Linked DNA regions of Homo sapiens: region 1 is linked to region 2. Evidence: read pairs that join two places in POLR2A ChIA-PET (ENCODE). Cell type or tissue: OCI-LY7. All regions are shown on one strand. Region 1 overlaps LOC105375082 (a long non-coding RNA gene). Region 2 overlaps CD2AP (CD2 associated protein).

Region 1 (8,000 bases), 190 kb after region 2:
CTCCCCTACCATTATTTGAGAAACATTTTGATAAAAGTAATTTATTTCATTTTTCCATCTCTTTTTCCATTTTTTTTCAAGTTACTGTTTTACATATGATTTATTTATATTGGCTATTGTGGCTCTCAAACATCACAAGGCTTATGTTTATGCATTTAAATCTTCTGGGACTCCGCCAAAGCAACTGTTTTCATCTCATTCAATATTCATCCTTTCCATACCAATGAGTTTCTAGGAGACTTTCCACAAGGTCCTTGGAGCTAGTGCATTTTCTTACAATTTTATCTTGAAATGATTTAGGACTTGAGAATAATCATAAGAAAAAAAAACCCAAAAAGAAAGAGTGTGAATGAGATATATAGCATGAATGAGATAATTAAAAATAAATAGGCTTTAAAAGATCATGTCCATACATACAATTTCTGTAATTTAAAAAAGCTTCAGTAAACATGGTACTTAAAGTTTTGTTGTTTGTTTGATAGGTATATAGAAGGTGTAAATATGCTATGAGATGATTGCTGGCTTTTCCAAATCTCTTAGTTCACATTCCTGGCAGAAATGGTTGGGGTAATCCATCTTTGAGGACTAAACCTGAGAAAATATTAAATATCAGTTCTTAAAGCTTTAAAGTGGTAGGCTTGATTTCAATTTGCTAACTCCTTTCTTCAATGTCACATTTTAAAAATGGCTTTTCTAAAATTTACTCTCCCTTACACAGGGATGAATTAAACCAATTAAATGTATATACATGGCCCTTTCCAAAACTAGAATTCCGAGATTATTCACATCAAAAAATAAGTGAAGTGGAATTTTAATAATCTATTCAAAGACCCCAGCCTGTGTAGCTCATCTACATGGTGCTGGTTTCTTTAAATAGAGAAAATTTATTGAAAACAAAAATGCCTTGACTAAATTTTACGTTGAAAGATAAAAGGGAGACCCACGAGGCCTGGGATTTTCCAGATAGAAGGTGCAAAATTTCTATCTGCCAAGTGCATGGGATCTTTGAGTGACCATCCTCAGCTAGATGCTACAAGACAACAAGTCTCAGCAGAGATGAAGGCAGTTGATATCTGTCACTTGAATGGTTACCTGCAAATTATTAGGTTTTAATAATAGAGTCTTGTTTAGATATTGTTGCAGTTTATAATTTGCGTCACTGATCTGCATAAGTACATGGAGCCAACTCTTATTATTCATAGATATTTATGTATGAATTTGCTTACTTGTTAAAATTTATTTGTAACTTCCAAATCAATATTCATGGCACTTTCTTGGTTATTTGCAGACATGCATAGAATGGTGAAAAATTTGAGTTGCTTGATGTTCACATTTCTCGGCTGAGGTTGAATGAGGTAATCCTCTGCTTTCTTGTTCTGGCCCTCATACTGTAAGCAAGTATTCTCTTTGAGGTCTATTTAGTGCTATGTTTTTTCACGTTTTTGTGCTTTTTGGTGGTAATTTTGCTTTTGAAAATGTTCCTGGCTGGGCATGGTGGTGACTCATGCCTGTGATCCCAGCACTTTGGGAGGCTGAGGTGGGTGGATCACTTGAGGTCAGAAGTTCGAGACCAGCCTGGCCAACATGGTCAAACCAGTCTCTATTAAAAATGCAAAATTAGCCGGGCATGGTGGCGCGCACCTGTAATTCCCAGCTACTCTGGAGGCTGAGGTAGGAGAATCGCTTGAACTGGGGAGACGGAAGTTGCAGTGAGCAGAGATCGTACCATTGCACTCCAGCCTGGGTGACAGAGCGAGAGTCTGTCTCAAATAAAGAAAAAAGGAAAATGGTCCTAAGCACACAAGGGTTATGATACGCCTTACAGAGAAAATAGGTTGCATTAGATAAGCTTTATTCAGGTAAGAATTATAGTGCTGATGACCATGAGTCCAGTGTTAATTAAATAAGGTGCCTTAAAACAGGAATACACATAATACAAGGTTATGTGTGATCAATTGATGAAAATATTGTGACCTGAGACTCACAGGAATCCAACTCTGTATTTTCCCTTTGAGCAATTGATCAGTATTTGCTAATTTGGTATTCACTGAAACTTTATAGAATATAACTACTGCAAGTAGAGAGAATCTACAGCATAACATAATGTTTATAATAAATTAATTGGCTTGAAAGATTTATTATTTTCATTATTTATTTACCCTTTTTGAGAGAAAATTAAAGAGAAGTTAGAAATACTGAGAATAATACAAAAAAGGCCATGTAAGTACTACATAACATTATCAATGAACAACAACATTTTGTTTTATTTGTTTAATCTTTTTTTAAAAAAACATGACACATCGGCCAGGTGGGGTGGCTCGAGCCTGTAATCCCAGTACTTTGGGTGGCCAAGGAGGGCAGATTGCCTGAGTTCAAGAGTTTGAGACCACCCTGGGCAACATGATGAAACCCCGTCTCTATTAAAATACACAAAATTAGCTGGGTGTGGGGGCACATGTCTGTAGTCCCAGCTACTCTGGAGGCTGAGGCACAAGAATCACTTGAGCCCCAGAGACGGAGGTTGCAGTGAGCCGAGATCGCACCACTGCACTTCAACTTGGGTTTACAGAGTGAGACTCCATCTCAAAAAAAAAAAAAAAAAAAAGAAAAGAAAAGAAAAGAAAAGAATTAAAACATGACACACAAAGCATGTAAAGTAAAAATTCCCCTTGCTCCATTATGCTCTTCCTCAGAGACAACTGCTATGAATTTGTTTTTCATCTTTTTTCATACTTCAATATACTTACATATCCATGAAGCAGGCATGCTTACAAATAAACTAAGGCATTGCCCTTTGCTTTTTTTTTGGAGACAGTCTCACGCTGTCACTCAGACTGGAGTGCAGTGACGCTGTCTTGGCTCACTGCAGACTAGATCTCCAGGTTCAATTGATCCTTTTGCCTCAGCTCCCCAAGTATCTGGGACTACAGGGATGCGCCATCATGCCTAGCTAATTTTTTTGTATTTTTTATAGAGGCGGGATTTCACCATGTTGCCCAGGCTGGTCTTGAACTCCTGAGCTCAAGTGATCCTCTTGCCTCAGCCTCCCAAAGTGTGGGATTACAGGCATGAGCCTCCATACCTGGCCCAGCCCTTTGCTTTTGATGTCTATCTATGATGATCTAAATAGCTTCATCTCATTCTTTTTAATGGTTCTATAGTATTCCATCACATAAATATACTACAGTTTATTATCCATTCTCCTGTTGATAGGTACTTTGGTTATTTTCAATTTTTTAAATTTCTTTCTTTTTTTTTTTTTTTTTTTTTTTTTTTACTATTTTAGCAGGGCTGGAATGAGCATCCTTAAATTTGTATCCCTGTGTACTTATGGAAGAGTTTCCTTAAGCATATGTACCTAAAAGTGGCACTGCTGGATTAGGGAATGAACATATTTAGTTTCAGCAGATATTTCCAATTGGTCTCCAAATTGTTTGTACTTTACATTCTTATACTCAGTCCCTGACAACTCATAAGAAAACTATAATATTTATGTTAGGCTTTCTGGAGACACTTATTCATGTAGCACTGGGCTTGAAATCTTCAGCCTTTCTGAAGGTGGAAAGTGAGGCTTCTTAAGTTTATCCAAGAAGCATCCAGGTTTTACCACATAAGGCTAAGAACTATGTGATCAATAAAATTAGACTTTTGGGCCAGGTGCCATGGCTCATAACTGTAATCCTAGTACTTTTGGAGGCTGAGGCAAGAGGCTTGCTGGAGCCTAGAAATTTGAGGCCAGCCTGGGCAACATAGTGAGACCCCATCTCTATAAAAAATAACAACAAAAAATTAGCCAAGAGTGGTAGCATGTACCTACGGTCCCAGCTACTTAGAAGCTGAGGTGGGAAGATTGTTTGAGCTTAGGTTGAGGCTGCAGTGAGCCATGAACACACTGCTGCTCTCCAGCCTGTCTCAAAAAATATATATATACTTTTAATAGACATGGAAAATGTTCACAATATAATGTTTAATTTAAAAGGAGCTGGGCACTGAAGAGGGAGGAGGCAGAGAAAGATGGAATAGAACTCTCCAGTAATCACTGTCCCCGTAGGAACACTAAATTTAGCAACTATCCACACAATAAAGCACCTTTTGGAAAAACAAAAAATCAGGTGAGCAATCACAGTACCTGGTTTGACTATCATAGCAAGAAAAGAGGCACTGAAGAGGGTAGAAAAGGCAGTCTTGAATTGCCTACATTATCTCTCCCCATTCACCAGAAGCAGCTCTGTGGTGCTGAGAGAGATTCTATGTGCTTGGGGGAGGGAGACAACAGTGACTGTGGGACTTTGCATTGGAACTCAGTGCTGCCCTGAACTCACAGTGGAATGCAACACAGGACAGAGTTAAGCTGGCACCCATGGAGGGAGCAATTAAACCAGCCCTGGCCAGAGGGGAATTGTCCCTATCGGTGGTTAGAACCTGAGTTCTAGCTAATTCCACCACCATGAACTGACACACTCTGGGGTTATAAATAAACTGGAAAGGCAATCTAGGCCACAAGGACTGTAATTCTTGGACAAGTCCTGATGCTGTGCTGGGTTTGGAGCCAGTGGACTTGGGGTGCACACAACCCAGTGAGATATCAGCTGGCCAGCCAAGGGAGTGCTTGTGCCATAGTTCCCCCAGTTCCAGGCAGCACAGCTCACAGCTTTGGGAGAGACTCTTCCCCCTTGAAGAAAGGAGAAGGAAGAGTAAAAAGGACATTGTCTTGCAACTTGAGTACCAGATCAGCCACAGTAAAATGAAGGACCAAGCAGATCCCTAAAGTCCCTGATCCCAGGCCTTAGCTCCTGGATGGCATTTCTAAACCTGCCCTGGGCCAGAAGGGAACCCATTGCCCTGAAGGGAGAGTCCTAGGACTGGCAAGATTTATCACTTGCTAACTGAAGAGCCCTTGGGCCTTGAATAAACAGCTGTGGTAGCCAGTCAATACTTGCCATGAGTGTGGAGCTACAGTGGCTACAGGGAGAGACTTCTGCTTGAGGAAAGGAGAAAAAAGATTAAAAAGAACTTTGTCTTGCAACATATATGTCAGCTAAGCCACAGTAAAGTAGAGCACCTAGTAGATTCCTAACATTCCTGACTCTAGGCTCTGGCTCCTGGACAGTATTTCTAGACCCACCCTGGGTCACAAGGGAACCTGCTATTTTGAAGGGAAAGACACAAGCTTAGTTGGATTTACCACCTGCTGACTAAAGAACTTTTGGGCCTTGAACAACCATCAGCAGTAGCCAGGCAATGGTTACCACAGGCCTTTGCCAACTGCTAGTACTGTTCTGGCTTCAGGTCTGACCAAGCACAGTCTCAGTGGTGGTGGCTATAGGGGTGCTTGTGTCACACCTTCCCCAACTCCAGGCAGCATAGCATAGAGGAGAGACTCCTTTTGTTTGGGGGAGAATAAGGAAAGAGAACAGAGACACTGCCTGATAATACAGGGAATTCACCTGGGTCTTTCTCAAGACCAATAAGGTGATATCTATATGAGTCTGTAAGAGTCTGCATTAAGGGGCTTGAGGTGCCCCCTAAAGCAGATAAAGCTGCAGTGACCAAAGATTTACAACACAATACTCAATTCACTTTCAATACTTGGAAAGCCTTCTCAAGAAGGATGGGTATAAACAAGCCCACACCATGAAGACTACAATAAATATCTACCTCTTCAATGTCTAGATACAGATGAACATCCACAAGCATCAAGACCATCCAGGAAAGCATGACCTCACCAAACAAAGTAAAAATGGCAGTAGAGACCAATCCTGCAGAGGCAGAGATCTTTGGCGTTTCAGACAGAGAATTCAAAATAGCTACTTTGAGGAAGGTCAATGAAATAACAGATCGATGAAAGATCAAGACAACACAGAGAAGAAATTTAGAATCCTTTCCAGATAAATTTTAAAAAGAGATTGAAATAATTTTTAAAACTCAAGCAGAAATTCTGGAGCTGAAAAATTCAACTGATATACTGAAGAATGCATCAGAGTCTCTCAATAGCAGAATTAATCAAGCAGAAAAAAAAATTAGTGAGCTTGAAGACAGACTATTTGAAAATACACAGTGAGAAAAGGCAAAAGAATAAACAGAGTAAAAAAGAAGTGGGCCAGGTGCAGTGGCTCACACCTGTAATCCTAGCACTTTGGGAGGCCGAGGTGGGTGGATCATCGAGGTCAGGAGTTTGAGACCAGCCTGGCCAACATGGAGAAACCCCTTCTCTACTAAAAAAATACCAAAAATTAGCTGGGTGTGGTGGCATAATCCCAGCTACTTGGGAGCATGAGGCAGGAGAATCACTTGAACCAGGGAGGCAGAGGTTTCAGTGAGCTGAGTTTGTGCCACTGCACTCCAGCCTGGGCAACAAGAGCGAAACTCCATCTCAAAAAAAAGAAAAGAAAAAAGAAAAAGAAAAAGGAGGAAGTATGCCTATAAGATTTAGAATATAGCCTCAAAAGGGCAAATCTAACGGTTATTGGCCTTAGGACAGACACACACACACACACATGCACACACACACACACACACACACACACACACAGAGAGAGAGAGATATCAGGGTACAAAGTTAATTCAAAGGGATAATAACAGAGAAATTTTGAAACCAAGGAAAAGATACCCGTATTCAAGTACAAGAATAATGCAGAACACCAAGCAGATTTAATCCAAATAAGACAACTTCAAGACATTTAATAATCAAATTCCCAAAGGTCAAGAATAAAGAAAGGATCCTAAAAGCATCAAGAGAAAAGAAAATAACATACAAAGGAGCTCCAATATGTCTGGCAGCAGAGTTCTCAGTGGAAACCTTACAGGCCAAGAGAGAGAGTGGCATGACACTAACACGCTGAAAGAAAACAATGTTTACTAAAGTGCTGAAAGAAAACAACTTTTATTATAGGATCCTAGAGCTTTTATCCAGTGAAAATATTCTTCAAACATGGAGGAGAAATAAAGACTTTCCCAGACAAACAAAAGCTTAGGATTTTCATCACCATCAGACCTGTCCTACAAGAAGTGCTAAAAGGAGTTCTTCAATCTGAAATGAAAGGATGTTAATGAGCAGTAAGAAATCATCTAAAGGTACAAAGCTCACTGGCAATAGTAAGTACACAGACAAATCCAGAATATGATAACACTGTAATTGTGGTTTGTAAAGGACTCATATCTTGAGTAAGAAGACTAAAAGATGAACCTATCAAAAATAATAACTACAACAACTTTTCAAGACATAGCATAAAACAAAAAAGTTAAAAATGGAAGGATGTTGTTAAAATGTAGACTTTTATTAGTTTTCTATTTGCTTGTTTGCTAGTTTGTCTGTTTATGCAATATGTTAAGCTGCCATCAATTTAAAATAATGGGGTATAAGATGTTATTTGCAAGCCTCATGGTAACCTCAAATTTAAAAACCTACAACAGATACACAAAAAAATAAAAAGCAAGAAATTAAAACATACCACCAGAGAAAATCATCTTTGCAACAAGAAGGACAAGAATAAAGGAATGAAGGGAGAAAGGAGCAAAAAAACAACCATAAAGCAACAAAATGGCAGGAGTAAGTCCTTACTTATCAATAATAACATTGACTGTAAATGGACTAAACTCCCTAATCAAAAGACAGAGTAACTGAATAGATAAAAAAAGAGACCCAATTATTTTCTGCCTACAAAAAACACACTACACCTATAAAGACACAAATAAACCGAAAATAAAGGTATGGGAAAGGACATTCCATGCAAACAGAAATAAAAAAAAGAGCAGGAGTAGCTATATTTATATCAGACAAAATAGATTTCCAGACAAAAATCATAAAAAGAGACAAAGAAGGTCATTATATAATGATAAAGGGGTCAATTCAACAGGAGGCTATAACAAATACAAATATATATGCATCCCACACTGGAGCACCCAGATATATAAAGTGAATATTATTAGAGCTAAAGAGAGATAGACCCTAATACAATAATAGCTAGAGATTTCAACATCTCACTTTCAGCATTGGACAA
Region 2 (8,000 bases):
ACCTCGGCCTCCCAAAGTGCTGGGATTACAGGCGTAAGACACCGCGCCCGGCCTCCAATTTATTTATAAGAACAACTGACTGATTTTAGGGAAAAGGGGAAGTCACTATCTGAATTTTAACAAAACTGCTGACTAACTGGTGACATGATTTTTTTTAATAGTAAAAAAATAGATAATAAAGCCAGCAATATACCTCTTACATGTGGTTCTACATATCTTGGTAAGCTGAGTTTTTCAGGTAGGACAGATATTATAAACAAGTACTAAAAACTGATCTAAGACTCCTACCTAACTAGTTCACAAAGAATTAATCTGAGACTAATATTTTTATTAAGCATAAATTGTTTGTGCAGCATATTTTTAAAATTCTTAAGTATAAAAAAAGAATATAAAAAAACTTCCATTTTGAAAGTAAAACGAAAGATAAAGCTAGGAAAGTACATGACATATTTAGGGACTAGAGAGTGAGTGCTACATTTAGTAAACAAAAAGGGTGGAAGATGATATCAAAAATGTAATCGGGGGGTCAGTTAGTTACTGGAGGGCCTTGAATTTGAACTTTTGATTTTTATCTGAAAACTGAAAGTCTTTTCAACAAACGGTGTTGGATCAACTAGACATTCACATGCCAAAAAAAAAAAAAAATGAATCTAGACAATGACCTTACAACTTTCACAAAAATTAACTCAAAATGAATCACAAACCTAAATGTAAAACACAAAACTATAAAATTCCTAGAAGATTACACAGGAGAAAATCCAGATGACCTTGGGTATGGCAATGACTTTTTAGATACAACACCAAAGCCATGATCCATAAAAGAAGTAATTGATAAGCTTCAATCAAATTTAAAACTTCTGCTCTGTGAAGAAAACAAGTCAGACTGGGAGAAAATATTTGCAAAAGACATCTACTAAAGGATTGCTATACAAAATATACAAAGAAAGAAACTGAAGGAAAAAAAACCTGAATAAAAAATGAACAAAAGACCAGAACACTTTACCAAAGATATACAAATGACAATTAAGCATATGAGAAGATATTCAACATCATATATCATTACGGAATTGCAACTGAAAACAAAAGTAAAATACCACTACACACCTATTAGAAAGGCCAAAATCCAAAACACTTAAAATACCAAATGCTGGCTAGAACGTAGAACAGAAATTCTCACTGATTACTAGGGGGAGTACAAAATGGTTCAGCCACATTGGAAGAAGTTTGGCAGTTGCGCCTACAAAACTCAATATACTCTTGCCATATTATCAGGTAATCCCTCTCCTTGGTATTTACCCAAATGAATAGAAAATATGTCCACACAAAGACCTACACACATTTATAGCAGCTCCCCTTATAAGTGCCAAAACTTAGAAGCAATCACGATGTCCCTCAGTGAGTGAGTGGATTAATAAACTGTGGAATATAAAGACATTGAAATATTATTTGATGCTAACAACATATGCCTCCCAAGCCATGAAAACATACGGAGAAATTTTAAAGGCATATAATTAAGTGAAAGACGCCAATTTGAAAAGGCTACGTGCTGTATGATTCTAACTATATGACACTCTGGAAAAGGCAAAACTATGGAGTCATTAAAAAAATTAATGGTTGACAAGGGTTGAAGGGAAGGACAGATGAATAGGTAGAATAAAGAAGGTTTTTAGAGTAGTAATGCTATTCTGTATGATACTACAATGGTGGATACAGGACATTATACATTTGTCAAAATCCATAATAGTTACAACACTAGGAGTGAACACTAAAGGAAACTATGGACTTTGAGTGATAAAGAAGTGTCAATGTAGGAAGGCTCACTGATTTTAACAAATATGCCACTCTGGTACAGAATGTTAACAGTGGGAAAAATTGTGCCTGTGTGAAGAAAGGAAGTATACAGGAACTCTGTACTTTTGGCTCAATTTTGCTGTGAACCTAAAACTGCTCTAAAAAACAGTCTCCTTAAAAAAATGATACTGGCCCAGGCACGGAGGCTCACACCTGTAATCCCAGCACTTTGGAAGGCAGAAGTGGGTGGATCACGAGGTCAGCAAATCGAGACCATCCTGGCTAACATGGTGAAACCCCGCCTCTACTAAAAAATACAAAAAATTAGCCGGGCGTGGTGGCGGGTGCCTGTAGTCCCAGCTACTCAGGAGGCTGAGGCAGGAGAATGGCATGAACCCAGGAGGCGGAGCTTGCAGTGAGCCGATATTGCGCCACTGCACTCCAGCCTGGGCCAGAGAGCGAGACAAAAAAAAAAAAACAAAACAAAAAAAAACAAAAAAAACATGATCCTGGCAACAACATGAAGTATGAGCCAGAAAAGGAGCTAAAGTGAGAGAAATCAAGTAAGAGGATACAATACTTTAGGCAAGAAACAAGGATGGATTAGACTACAACACTGGAGGAAGAAACAAAAAGCATTCTAAAATAGTATTCAAGTTTCTTGATGTATATAAACTAATCTACTAGTGACAATCATTGCAAATCTTTATGTGCAATGAGAAGGACTTATTTTCTCCAAATTCACAACAAACCAATAAGGTTTTTAGCAAAATACATGTGGTACCCTGGAATAACTTTCCAGGTTTACATTATGACAAACACATGCAGTGAGATTAAATAATATGTAATTAATTATTTTCATGCTTAAGTAGGAACTGGGTCTTCAACATTCTAAGGAATTTTTTAAAAACTGAAACACTATAAAAATAATAAAAGCATAGTTATTTAATGCTTAGTTTTCTTATACAGTCTGTGAAATAACTGAATAAAGACAACATCCTACTGAATAGTTTAATTTTTTAATGAATGTAAATTGTTATCTGTTTGAGAAATGAACTACTCCCTCCCAGAAAACTCCAAGCATTGTTAAATACATACTGAATACCTGTTAAAAATCAGTGTAAATAACTCAGTGTGGAGAAATAATTCTCTTTAAAATGACAATAAAAGAAATAATTGCTTTTTTGAAAGTTGAAAATTAGCCTCACCCTTTTCTTCAGGCTTTAAAGAAAAATATTTCTTCTCTGCAGCTATCAGTTCAGGCTTTGGAGCTATGGGAAAAAACATTAATACTTTTTTAAGAAGACAGTTTTAAAGCACAGAGACAATTACACTTCTAAAAAGTAAAGATGAGTTGAAAAATAACATCAGATGAAACCATGGTTTAATAGAAAGAACAATGTACCGGAATTACCAGGCTCAATTTCTAATCCTGGACCTGCCACTATTACCCTACTCTGTGGTCTCAGTTCCTTCTTTGTCAAATTTAGGTGTTAGAGATCATATCCTCTACCGTACTGCAGTATGGAAGAGCTGTGGTGATGAAAACATTCTATTTTTTCAGTATCCAACATGTGACTACTGAACACTTGAAATGGCACTCCTATGACTGAGAAACTGAATTTTTAAATTTTATTTAATCTTAAGTTTAAAAGCCACACATGGTTAGTGGCTACCACATTGAAGAGTAAAGCTATATAAAAAGCTTTCAACACCAACTTCTATAAAAATTACTTTTAACTTATGTTTTCTTTGCTCTAGGATTAGGTCAGCAAATATAAAGCTAAAACCAAGGGCGACAAAAAGACTTGAATTATTCTAAAAAAACAGCAAATCTTTTAGGAAATAGAAATTTTTATTACACTTGTAAAGATCAATTATTCGAAAATTATGGAAGCAAAGAGCCAGATTACAAAACTTTAACTCTTGAAGACACTTCTAGGTCTACCATAATTTATTCATCTGTTTAAAATCATCTACTTTGTTTAACCTTCAGCATATTCCCTGAAAAGAAGAGTACATAAATTATTATTTGAGACATTAACAAATGGATTTCATTTGAAACGGTAGAATAACTAGTTGGCCAGGTCAATATATTAAGTTTTCTAAAACAGTTTAAATTTGATTAATTTTATTAACTCAAAATTACATATAAAGTATCTACATTTTCAAGATCCCTATTTTATACCATTTGTACTTTAAGAAAAATGACAGATACTAATGCATGTGAACACTCAATTTTCATATATTTCTAAAAATGTTTACAGACATCATACTTGATAAAAATCAATAGTTTGCATTAGATCCAATTTTACCATTTTAGAATTTTAAAAAATGGAAAATAGCAAACTGAATAATATGCTTCTTACATACCTGGAGCCTTAGCAGGAGGTGGTGGTTTCTTTGGTTTCTGTTAAAATAATAATGGTGGAAACGGCTGACCAGTTTCATATCAAATATAGTTAAAATAAACTCTAATTAGTAATAATCTAAATTATACAAATGTCTCTCCTCTTCATTCAATCCTTGACAAAATATAAAATGCTAAGATCGTAAAAACTACCCAAAAAGTCAATGACAACAAATTATTTCATTAGAAAAAACAGCCTCATTGGTCAAAATTCAGTCAAATATCTCAATCCATATTTCAGTGGATTGAATAAACCTTAAAAATCTTAATGAGCAAAAATGTTCTGCTCTGCCTCCCCTAGGTTAAGATTCCTAAGTACCATTTTACCCCTCTTTTGCAGCTGGGGTTGTGGGGAGAGGAAGACTGGCAGAACAAGGGAGAGACCGTTTTTTTTTTTGTTTGTTTTGTTTTGGTTTTTAAAAACAGAGTAGCAACAAATAGACTTAGTTTTCACTCTTAACTCTTTGGAACTCTCAAAGGAACAGTTAAAGGCAAAGACATGTTTTTTCTCAATTTATAAACATTCGCTCATTTTTAAGACTTAATACCTTAAAATATTGATATACACTTCTAAGTTGGTGGACTTGGTTTTTACAAATTAAGAATAATTGATAAGCCGTAATGTACAAACATAATAAAAGCAGAAAAACGTATTCTTTAGTAAAACTATAAAATAAAGCATATGAAGGCTGAATCAATACTGAATGCAATCTAACAAAACAAAGGCCTCAGACAGCCTAAGCTTCCATAGAGTTGGAGAGTTATGCATTGGCTTAAACCTAACATGGTAGCCCATCCTGTTGTGTGCTTGTGTTGATGCTCTTTCCCTCTATTCTAAAAACTCTATTATATTCCTCATCCATGGGGAAAAGGGACCAAGTTGTAGGAAGGCAAAAGACCACTGATGAATGACTCAGCCTCACTTTTTCTCTGAGAAGTGACACAAAAATAACAAATTCTGTAAGGAGGCAGAGTGCTCTTGCCCTCCCAAAAAAATGCACCAACAGCATAACAGCAATATCCACAAGACCTTAAAATAAACTAGAGCTTTTCAACAACATTAAATAAAAATACAATTTCTTCCAGGAAAGTACTAATTTATGTTATTAGGATAGACAGCCCTTCTTAAATTATAAAATAAAGAAGTCTAAGGTTATTTTTCAGTACAGTCGAGAAAGAAACAAAGGAAGAATAAAGTACGGAACTGAAACATTATTTTGTTTTACTATAACTCAAATAACTCCTACCTGAATAGCTACATCTGAAACTCCTTCATAAAAATTATTCAATAATAATGCAAAAAAACTTGTTTGCAAAAGAATAGTGGCAAAATGTTCTTTCAAGTATTATCATCATTGAAAAACAAAAGCTTACTGGAAAGTCTTTATCAAGTTCATTTATCTGGACAGCAAAATTGTCTGGAAATACTCCTTCTTTACCATTAAGTTCGCCCCTCCACCAGCCAGCTTCTCCAGTCTCCTAAAAAGCAAAATAGAATAATTAAGACAATAGACCTTTTTTTTTTTTTTAAGATAAAGTGTTGCTCTGTTGGCCAGGCTGAAGTGCAGTGATGCGATCATGACTCACTGCAGCCTCAACCTCCTGGGCTCAAGTGATCCTCCCAACTCAGCCTCCCAAGTGGCTGGGACCACAGGAATGCAATCATAAACTTCTGGGCTCAAATGATCCTCTTGATTTGGTCTCCCAAAGTGCAGGAACTACAGGCATGAGCCACTGTGCCTGGCTGGAACTAAACAGATCACACTGTCCTAAAAGAAAATATTTCCCACGTATTACTTTTAGCAGCAGTTACAAAATTGCGTTTAGTTTTAAAAACTATATCAATTTTAAAATTCCATTTATAACGTTAAAATGTTCTCAGAGGAAAAAAGAGAAAGATAAAATGAGGCCGGGTACGGTGGCTCACACCTGTAATCCCAGCATTTTAGGAGGCTGAGGTGGGTGGAACACCTGAGGTCAGAAGTTTGAGACCAGCCTGACCAACAAGGTGAAACCCCGTCTCTACTAAAAATACAAACATTAGCCAGGCATCGTGACAGGCGCCTGTAGTCCCAGCTACTCAGGAGGCTGAGACAGGAGAATTGCTTGAACTCGGGAGGCAGAGGCTGCAGTGAGCCGAGATCACACCACCACTGCACTCCAGCCTGGGTGACAGAGCGAGACTGCATCTCAAAAAAAAAAAAAAGATATAATGAAAGGAAGTGGAAAAGAGAGGAAGGTGGAGAGGGAGAATATGAATTTCTAAACTGTATCCTTCTTAACACTTTTAACACTTTATATACTAAAAATTAATCACATTATTCAGCTGCTTTAAAAATTAACACGATTTGACCAGGCACAGTGGTTCATGCTTTGTAATCCCAGTAACTTCAGAGGCTGATGTGGGAAGATTGCCTGACGCCAGGAGTTTGCAACACCAGCCTGGGCAACATAGCAAGACCCTGTCTCTACAAAAAAATTTTGAAAAAAGAATTAATCAGGCGCAATGGGATGCAACTGTAGTAGTCTCAGCTACTTAGGAGGCTGAGGCAGGAGGATCACTTGTGCCCATGAGCTCAAGGCTGCATTGAGCTATGATCACACCACTGCACGCCAGCCTGGGCGACAAAGCTAGACCTTGTCTTTAATTTTTCTTTTTCTTTTTTTTTAATTAACAAGACCTTCTAAGTTTCTTCTAAATACCCACCACCCTTGCATGAAAAATTAGGTGTAATCAGTGCAAATTATATTAATATGAAAATTCACATACATTTATAAAATTCTTGCTAAATGATTTTAGCTGCTATTGCCACTAAAACAAAAAAGGTAACTATGTGAGATGACAGATGTCAATTTGCTTCACTATAATAACCTTTTTATTACTACGTATCCTATAACATCATTATACTTTACACAATAAAACTTATTTTTAAAAAAAATTATATACACTATGACATCTTATAACAAAGTCAGTGTAAAACAATGGGGCCAGGTGTGGTAGCTCACACCTGTAATCTCGGCACTTTGGGAGGCCAAAGCGAGAGGAATGCTTGAGCTCAAGAGTTTGAGACCAGCCTGGACAACATAGCAAGACTCCATTTCTACTTAAAAAAGGTTGGGGGTGGGGGGCAGAATTTCAAAAATTATTCTACAGGGTTATAGCAAAAACAAAATATTTGTAATTTTCCCATAATACTAGTTATTATAGGATTCTGCCCACACACAAGTAGTACTGGGTTTTCTCTTTATTTTGCATTAGGATTTATTCCAAGTTATAAAATCACTTCATTCTTTAAAATGGTGACATCATTTTCCAGAGTAAAAAGAGTTTCAGAACCATTTCCATACTCATGGATGTTTAGCTTGTTTCCCTATTTTTCTTCTGTTTACATTACAAACAACACTCCAAACGACAGACAGGAGAAAAAATAGAATGAGGTGGAAGAGAAGTAAGAATAAAAACCTGGGAAGTTGAGGTTAATTTTAAAAAAAAAGTACTTAAAAAAGAACAAATATGATGGTTAACAATAATTCCCAATATGTAAATTACAACAAATATAGTCAATAAAAGTTAGCTCAAAAAGAGAACGTTCTGAGCACTTATTACGTGCCAAGTTTTCAGGACTTAGAAACAAGACAAAGTCCCAGCTCTTCTAGATTCCAGGGTGAATATAAGAACACTCTAGGGTGAATGTATAACTTTTGAAAAATATTTCTATAAATAAATTAAGCAATTCACTGAAAAACAGAAACACCTTACCTTACTTATCAAATGGATTATCTCCCCCTCTTTAAAAGT

Evidence for each region. Peaks named below come from ENCODE experiments on the same cell type or tissue, not always from the same donor. Only the 100,000 strongest peaks of a DNase experiment are listed, where the experiment ranks them.
Region 1: POLR2A ChIA-PET joins it to region 2 with 6 read pairs; 2 of 35 experiments call an interaction of 5 or more read pairs at or near these places.

What each region holds. Positions count from the first base shown.
Region 1 is chr6:47,388,781-47,396,780 of GRCh38, reverse strand. It overlaps LOC105375082 (a long non-coding RNA gene), which reads left to right. Exons shown (of 3, transcript XR_926865.4): 2 at 1,289-1,355. Among named protein-coding and RNA genes, the nearest start is that of TNFRSF21, 83 kb to the right of the region's middle. In OCI-LY7, no CTCF peak of the experiment used is centred here; no DNase peak of the experiment used is centred here.
Region 2 is chr6:47,577,065-47,585,064 of GRCh38, reverse strand. CD2AP (CD2 associated protein) reads right to left here. Exons shown (of 18, transcript NM_012120.3): 8 at 7,962-8,000; 9 at 5,576-5,680; 10 at 4,165-4,201; 11 at 3,000-3,062. Among named protein-coding and RNA genes, the nearest start is that of CD2AP-DT, 100 kb to the right of the region's middle. In OCI-LY7, no CTCF peak of the experiment used is centred here; a DNase peak (open chromatin) is centred at 3,264.